3 separate regions of the Homo sapiens genome follow, and regions 1 and 2 are each linked to region 3. The links are chromatin loops, found by intact Hi-C in ENCODE. Cell type or tissue: A673. All regions are shown on one strand. Region 1 has its middle 27 kb from the start of FAM30A. Region 2 has its middle 94 kb from the start of FAM30A. Region 3 has its middle 19 kb from the start of TMEM121.

Region 1 (2,500 bases), 400 kb after region 3:
GCTTTCCTTGTGTAGGCTCTGTGTAGTTTTGGGTCCACAGGTTTCTGGTGATTTCCCCCTGATATCGAGTAGTTTCTTTTCATGCAGGCATAAGTCAGGCATAAGTCAGTTCTCAGCCCCAAACCTGAGGGATCCCCCTCCCTGCGGCAAGTCTCCAGCTGTTCTCCCCCCGCCCCACCCCGGCCCATCCTGGCTGCACAGCAGCCTGCTCCCCGGTGCTCCTCCCCTCGGGCTGCTGCTGCCTTGAACTCTGCTCTCTGTCCGCTCAGCTCACTAAGCCTTTCCGTGTGTCCTGGCAGCTGCTTTCAGGCAATAGCAGGATTCGTTCATTTGTTTTTCTTTTCTCAGGGGTTATGATCCTGTGATGCTTGTTTCCAAATGTCTGAAAACTACTTTTTCAAAACATTTCCACCTCAGTGTTCTATTTGTTTAAGGAATGTGGGTAAGTGCATTTTACCCACAGGGCTTGAACCAACATTCAAAATTTTATGTTAGAACCTGTTAAAGACAAAGGGCAAAACTGATCACAAACTCAAATGCAGGACAGTTGCACTGCGATTCTTTTTTCGTTAGGTTACAGCCCTTATGTGTTGTACTCCGCGGGCGCAGGCTGAGAGCCGTCTGCACCTTTGTTACTGCGGCCCGACGCCCTCTTGCCAGGGCCACAGCAGCATCCCCCGGGTCACCGAGCCGGGGCTTTCCCACGTGCCTCCTTACAATTGCTATGTTTCTGCAAGCAGAGGCCCAAGGAAGTATGAAGCACTCCTCAATATCTAAATTAGCTAGCAAAACTCTACAGGGTGATTAAAAAAAAAAAAAAAAAACAACTGTGAAGGTGAGAGGTGCAGTGAGTCCTTGGCAGAGGCCGTTTGCTCAGGGAAAGTAAAACCAATGACCTGACTCAACGCGGACACGTCTGCCCCGCCCCCTAAAACCTGCTTCTGGGGCCGCTGTGTGGTCTGGAGCGCCGCCTGGTGGTCTTGTGCTTCCCTGCAGGGAGGTTTGTGTCTGGGCTCACGCTGAGGTCCCCATTCTGTCTCCCACGGGAATGTGCGGCCCTGCCCTTGGCCATCACGGAGCTCAGCTGCAGGGATAACTGGGCCTTGGATGTGTCTCTACAGATGGAGAGTTGGCCCAGAAAGGCTGGGCTGAAGTGTGTGCTGCCCCTGGAGCTGAGGTGCCCCAGCGCCTTCCCAGAGGGCTGCTGGGTCCAGGCCCAGAGGTCTGTGAGGACCTCACCAGCCCTGGGCATGACTCCAGTAGCTGCATCTGATGCAGGACACTCAGGGACAAGAAGCAAAGAGATGAGTCACAAGCGGACACCACAGCCCACAGCCCCCGTTCTGAAATCTCTGAGACACTCACATGGAGGTACAGCCATCAGGCAGAGGACGACACACAGAGATCTCATGTTTTCCTCAACAAGGGGCTCGACTTTCTCAGTGGCCTCTCCAGGACAGAACAAGAAAAAATAACTGGCTGTCTCTAGTTTGAGGTTGCATTTCGCTGGGTCTCTGGGATGGAAATGTGTCTTGTGTCTTCAGGAGTCTGCAGGGCAGCCGCTGCTGTGACTCAGGTAGAAACTTCTCTCCCCTGATGTCCTGGCCCCTCGTTATCCCTGCCACAGTGCAATCAGACTGGGCACCGCTTTAGGGAGAAACGGAGGACATGGAGTGAGGGCAGGGTAGTGGAGACTATTGAAGAGAGTCAAAACTCTCCAGGGGTAGAGACGCCTCCAGGACCCCTTGGCATTGTTTTCTTCACTTTGCAGGAGTAGGAAGGAGCTGAGAGTCTAGACAGAGCCTCAGATGCACAACCCTGATTTGGCATATCGGGGAGCAATCTCATCAGCCCAGGAGAAGGCCCAGGAGAAGGGGCAGCTCTTTGTGCCTCTGCAGAGAAGCGGCAGGGACTGGGAGGACATTTTCCCTGCCCAGCAGGTGGTGCTGCCTCCTTGTTCCCTGCCTGGCACAGCCTCGGGGTGCAGCTGCTGGCTTTCCCAGGGTCTGTGGAGAGCGTCTTCTTGGTACTTCCTTAACGTCAAATAAAGTGAATGCCTTCTCAATGCACATCTTAATTCATCATTGGAAAGGCCAAGACACACGCACACACACATCTATATGTTTTTCTGACAAGAGCTAGAGACAATTGATAAGTATGTTATCTGACTGTAGTTCACCTTAAGGAGGAAAAAACTATTAAGAAATTTCTTAAGTGTAAATTGTGCCTAATTATGAGTAAATTAGTAACAGAAGTAAAAAATAATAACTGCAGTCAACTTATACACTTTAAAAGAATACTCTGTGAAACAATGACGTGTTATCAAAAAAGGGACACTTAATTTGTTATGTGTGGTGATGGTCAATGAGCAGACTCGTGTTCTTGCTGGAGAAGTCGCAGCATCCCCACAGGTGGACTTCCTGCAGCAATCTTGTGTGTCTCACACTTCTGTCCAAAGCATGTAAGGGGGGAACTCAGTGCGCACAGGAACCTGACGCCT
Region 2 (2,500 bases), 470 kb after region 3:
ATTTTAGAGAGTAGAAGACACAGGGGTGACGCTGGAGTGGTTTTCTTTGGGATACTTGGGGAGCAGCAGAAGGTGGGCCGGGATCAGGACTCCATCTGGCTGGTTCTCATGATCTACATGGATTCTCATAGTGGAAAGTGAGAGACATGACCTAGAACACAGCCCCCCAGGGCTGATCTCAGAGAAGCCTGCTAAGTGAATGACTCAGCAGAAATGTGGTGGGGTTTTCATCTTGGATCTATTTTTCTTTATAAAAATAATCTGAGAGATGTGTCAGCCTCGGTGGGCTGCTTCTCCCTCCAGGAGACGGAGCTAACACAATTGTATCTGTGAATCTGCTTGGCTTTCCATCAGAAGATACCACAGACTAGGTAGTTTCAAATAACAAATATTAATTTTCTTATTGTTCTGGAGTCTTGACGTCCAAGATCTGGGTGCAGAAAGGGTTAGTTTTTTGAGAGCCCTCTTCCAGGCTTGCAAAGGGCCACCTTCTCATGCAGCGCGTCCCCACATGGCCTCTCCTCTGTGTGCATGTGGAGAGAGAGGCCTCTGATGTCTTCCACTTCCCATAAGGACAAGAGTCCTACTGGATTAGGGTCCCACATTTATGACCACAGTTAACTTATTTGCCTTCTTAAAATCCCTCTCTCCAAATACAGAGCCACTGGGATTGGGGTTTCATCACATGAATTTAAGAGCAGGACACGATGCAGCCGATGACGCCAATCAAGAGATGGTGGGAAGCCTTGAAATATTTTTTCAAGAAGGTAAAATGGGCCTTGTGGGAATTTGTTGAAAAAAAGGTGCCAGTGACTGTTAAAACCTTAATGGTAAACAGAGAAATTTCTCCCTTCTTTCTTGCCTGCAGCGAGGATGTGAGGAAGCAGAACCACAGATAATAAAGAAAGAGGAGGCCTGGGGACAGCTGAGGTCCTGGCGAGGAGGGAGAGCACTGAGCTGATGAGGAAGCCCCGCCCTCCCTGCACCTGCTCCAGACCCGGCCTCTTGCTCTGTGGGCCCCGCGCGCCCCCTGCTGGCTCTGAGCAGCACCTGCGCCGGTCCCCTCCGCCTCCCTGCAGGGAGGTTTGTGTCTGGGCTCACACTCACCTCCCCTCACTGTGTCTCTCGCACAGTAATACACGGCCGTGTCCGCGGCGGTCACAGAGCTCAGCTTCAGGGAGAACTGGTTCTTGGACTTGTCTACTGATATGGTGACTCGACTCTTGAGGGACGGGTTGTAGTTGGTGCTCCCACTATGATAGATTTCCCCAATCCACTCCAGCCCCTTCCCTGGGGGCTGGCGGACCCAACTCCACCAGTTACTACTGCTGATGGAGCCACCAGAGACAGCGCAGGTGAGGGACAGGGTCCCCGAAGGCTTCACCAGTCCTGGGCCCGACTCCTGCAGCTGCACCTGAGACAGGACCCCTGTGAACAGAGAGACCCACAGTGAGCCCTGGGATCAGAGGCACCTCCCATACCCCCATGTCTGCAGCCTTGAGACACTCACATCTGGGAGCTGCCACCAGGAGGAGGAAGAACCACAGGTGTTTCATGTTCTTGTGCAGGAGGTCCATGACTCTCAGAAAGTATTTCCCATGTGAGCTGGACCCTGAATTTAAGGAAATGTGTGGTGGTTTCCTGTGGGTGCCTAAGTGAGGATTTGCATGTAGGTGGTGCCTTTGTATAAAGAGGTGAAAAGGGATGAGGGAGGCCCCAGTCTTTTAGGCTCGCCCTGGGATGAGGATGCTTGCTTTGCCCTTTGAGAACTCAGTTCTCTTCCTGGGGCCTCAACTAGCCATGCCCTGGCTCCTCTTTTCCCAGGTGAGGAAGTAGATTGGAACAGCAGCTTAACGTAATAATCATGTGAGTTCAGACACACCAGGATTCACTTAATGTATAGTTCGGGACCTCCATCATGTTTAGAGGGAATCTCTCTGTTCTAGGGAGTGGGCCATTTTTTTAAAATTTTTAAATTAAAATAAATTTTTTAGATGAACTTTTGCTCCTTTGCCCAGGCTAGAGTGCAGTGTCCCGATCTCGGCTCACCGCAACCTCCGCCTCCTGGGTTCAAGTGATTCTCCTGCCTCAGCCTCCCGAGTAGCTGGGAGTACAGGCACGCACAACCACCCCCGTCTAATTTTTATATTTTTAGTAGAGATAAGGTTTCACCATGTTGGCCAAGCTAGTCTCAATGTCCCGACCTCAGGTGATCCACTTGCCTTAGCCTCCCAAAATGCTGGGATTACAGGCCTGAGCCACCATTTTAACTAAGGCACTGGGAGCTGCCCTCTGAGACCTTTTGAGTCCTGGAATTCTTTCTGAGACCTTAGGAAAAACTCGTGGGACATATCTTCATCATTCTCAATGTGTGACCCTGAGGATGTGTCCTGACCTCTGTACACTTCTGTGTGAAAGAGTAGATTGTGAATTGCAGTGAAAATTTCATATGTAAACTCTATAATAGGTCAGCACTGGAGGATATTCTCATTACCAAGAT
Region 3 (2,500 bases):
TCGGAAGCACAAATCATAAGGCAGATGATTGAAAAGACAGCTTACATGAAAATTCAGAAAATACTTCCTGACTGTTCTGTGCTTGGCTTCCTTCACCTGTAAAATGGGGAGTTAATTTAACTAAGGGGTTGAGAGCAGCCCCCAGGCCATTGTAAGTGCTTCGTGTGCTACATGTTATTACAATAATCAGTATTTCATGCCCTTTAAAACATCTCTAGTAATGCTTTTTCCCAAAACATCAATTTTGCCTGACAGTAAAATGCCACAAACTTGTGAGTTTTGTGAGCTACTGTGTGCCTGGTTTATCTTTTCCCATGATTTTCCCTCCTAACTCTTCTGTGTCATTTTGTTTTGTGTGTGTCTCTTGAAAAACCACATAGCTGGATTAAGAGCATCCATCTTTTAACTGGAGAATGTAGTCCATGTCTTTTTATTTTCATTACTCGTTATTTATTTCTACCTCCTTATTTTGTGTTTCTATTTGTCTTGCTTTTTCTGAGTATCTTTTAAATCGTTTTCTTATTTCTTTAGGAGTTATTTTCCTCACTTAATCTTTCTTCTTCTGATTTAGAAGTTATACATTCAGTTTCTATTCTTTTGTTAAACAAATTTTAAATTTTACCTTTTAGAGACAAGGTCTCACTTGTCACCCATGCTGGGTGCAGTGGTGTGATCATAGCTCACTGCAACCTCAACCTCTTGGGTTCAAACGATCCTCTAGCCTTAGCCTCCCAGTAGCTAAGACTACAGGCATGGGCCACAACACCTAGCTAACTTTTAATTTGTTTGTAGAGACAGGATCTTGCTATGTTGCCCAGGCTGGTCTCAAACTTCTGGGCTCAAGTGAGCCTTCTGCCTTGGCCTCCCAAAGTGCTGGGATTATAGGTATGAGCCACTGTGCCTGGCCTGGCATCTTGTTTTTATATGGTATTGAAAAGCTAAACATATTTGGGTCTGTTATTAACATGAGAAGCTGTACTATGAGGAAGCGTGTTTTTAAAAATTATGAAATGTTAGGCTGGGCGTGGTAGCTCATGCCTGTAATCCCAGCACTTTGGGAGGCTGAGGCAGGCGGATCACATGAGGCCAGGAGCTAGAGACCAGCCTGGCCAACATGGTGTAACTCCATCTCTACAAAAAATACAAAAACTAGCTAGGCATGGTGGTGCATGCTTGTAATTCCAGCTACTTGGGAGGCTGAGGCACGAAAATCGCTTTAACCTGGGAGGTGGAGTGAGCCAAGATTGCACCACTGCACTCCACTCCAGCCTTGGCAACAGAGCAAGACTTTGTCTCAAAAAAAAAAAAAAAAAAAAAAAGTTGTAAAAGGATTGTGGAAAAGGGATCTTATGTGGTTAAAGTCGGCACCGTCCCCCAAATCACCAACCCCCAGGTCCCAAGGCCTGGGCTGGGCCAGGGCTGACAGGGAAGCCCAGGAGTCTTTTGAACCCACTCTTCCTGCCTAGAATAGAGACAGGACAGGCTTTATGTCCCCCATTCCTCCCTCCCAACTCCAGGGACATTGAAAGTGTCCTTTGTACCTACCTGCAGGAAATTGGGGGGCTGGGAGGGAGGGAACTGAAAATACACATTTGTTATCAAAAATAAACCCCTGAGGGGGAGGCGGCAGGAAGATTGCCCCCCACATCCCTTCCTTCACATCCACCCCACCAAATATAGGAAGAGATGACTCCCTCTCCTCTATTGAAAAGCCCCATTTAAAAATAGATTATACTATCAAAATGGCAGCAGGGGAGAGACAGGGAGACCTGGAGTACTGGCTGGAGGGGCCCCCCAGACAGGAACCACCCCCACAAAACCCCTCCATGGGAGGAAACAGGCAGGACCCCAGGGAGTTTGGCAGACAAAGGAATGGCTTCTCAGGGGGAAGAAGAACAAAGGGACATTCCTCCCTGGCCAAAAAGTTGGTTAAAAAAGGATAAGCTGTCTGAGAGAAAGGTTGAGGAGGTGGAAATTTCTATTCCAAGGGTGTGATTCTGCCTTGGCCAAGACTCCCAACCCATTAAATGGTACAAATTCTTCCTGGACCCCGAGTATGGCCAGGAATAATAAAACGAAACTAACTTCTACTCACATCCTAAAATGGACACAGGGCTCCCTCATCTCCCCACGGGCAGGCCGAGGAATGAAGAAAGAAAGGTCGTTCTCAAGCCAGACCCCGATTGTCCTGTCTTGGGGAAAAAAGCGGGGAGGTGGGGGAGACGTCCTGACCACCCTAATAGGTTAGGTCAGGCGCTTCCCAGTGGCCTTCAAAAAATAAATAAATAAACCGCCCCTACCATTGAAGTAGGAGACGTGTCAGGGCAGCCACTGGGGGACGGACAGAAAAGAGAGAAAAGAGAGAAGCTGTGGAAGCTGAGTGTTTTCTGTGGAGGAGTTAATGAGAGTCACTCCTGGGAGAAATCCTTCCCAAGGATCCCCACCCCACCACAATCAGAGCATGAGTCTTTCAGTTGAACTGTGTTTCTCCTTGAGAGAG

Evidence for each region. A loop is a pair of places that touch in the nucleus more often than their neighbours do. Peaks named below come from ENCODE experiments on the same cell type or tissue, not always from the same donor. Only the 100,000 strongest peaks of a DNase experiment are listed, where the experiment ranks them.
Region 1: it touches region 3 in a loop (4-fold over the local background); 11 of 110 quality-filtered maps call a loop at or near these places.
Region 2: a loop joins it to region 3, with 4 times the contacts of the local background. A loop is called at or near these places in 4 of 110 quality-filtered maps.

Annotation. Positions count from the first base shown.
Region 1 is chr14:105,944,172-105,946,671 of GRCh38, forward strand. It overlaps IGH and the pseudogene IGHVII-1-1. Among named protein-coding and RNA genes, the nearest start is that of FAM30A, 27 kb to the left of the region's middle. In A673, CTCF peaks have their summits at 977 (motif pointing left), 1,190 and 1,895 (motif pointing right); a DNase peak (open chromatin) is centred at 950; H3K27me3 peaks cover 378 bases.
Region 2 is chr14:106,010,801-106,013,300 of GRCh38, forward strand. It overlaps IGH and IGHV4-4. Among named protein-coding and RNA genes, the nearest start is that of FAM30A, 94 kb to the left of the region's middle. In A673, CTCF peaks have their summits at 1,034 (motif pointing left) and 1,235; a DNase peak (open chromatin) is centred at 1,011.
Region 3 is chr14:105,544,059-105,546,558 of GRCh38, forward strand. It overlaps the pseudogene ELK2BP. Among named protein-coding and RNA genes, the nearest start is that of TMEM121, 19 kb to the left of the region's middle. In A673, no CTCF peak of the experiment used is centred here; no DNase peak of the experiment used is centred here.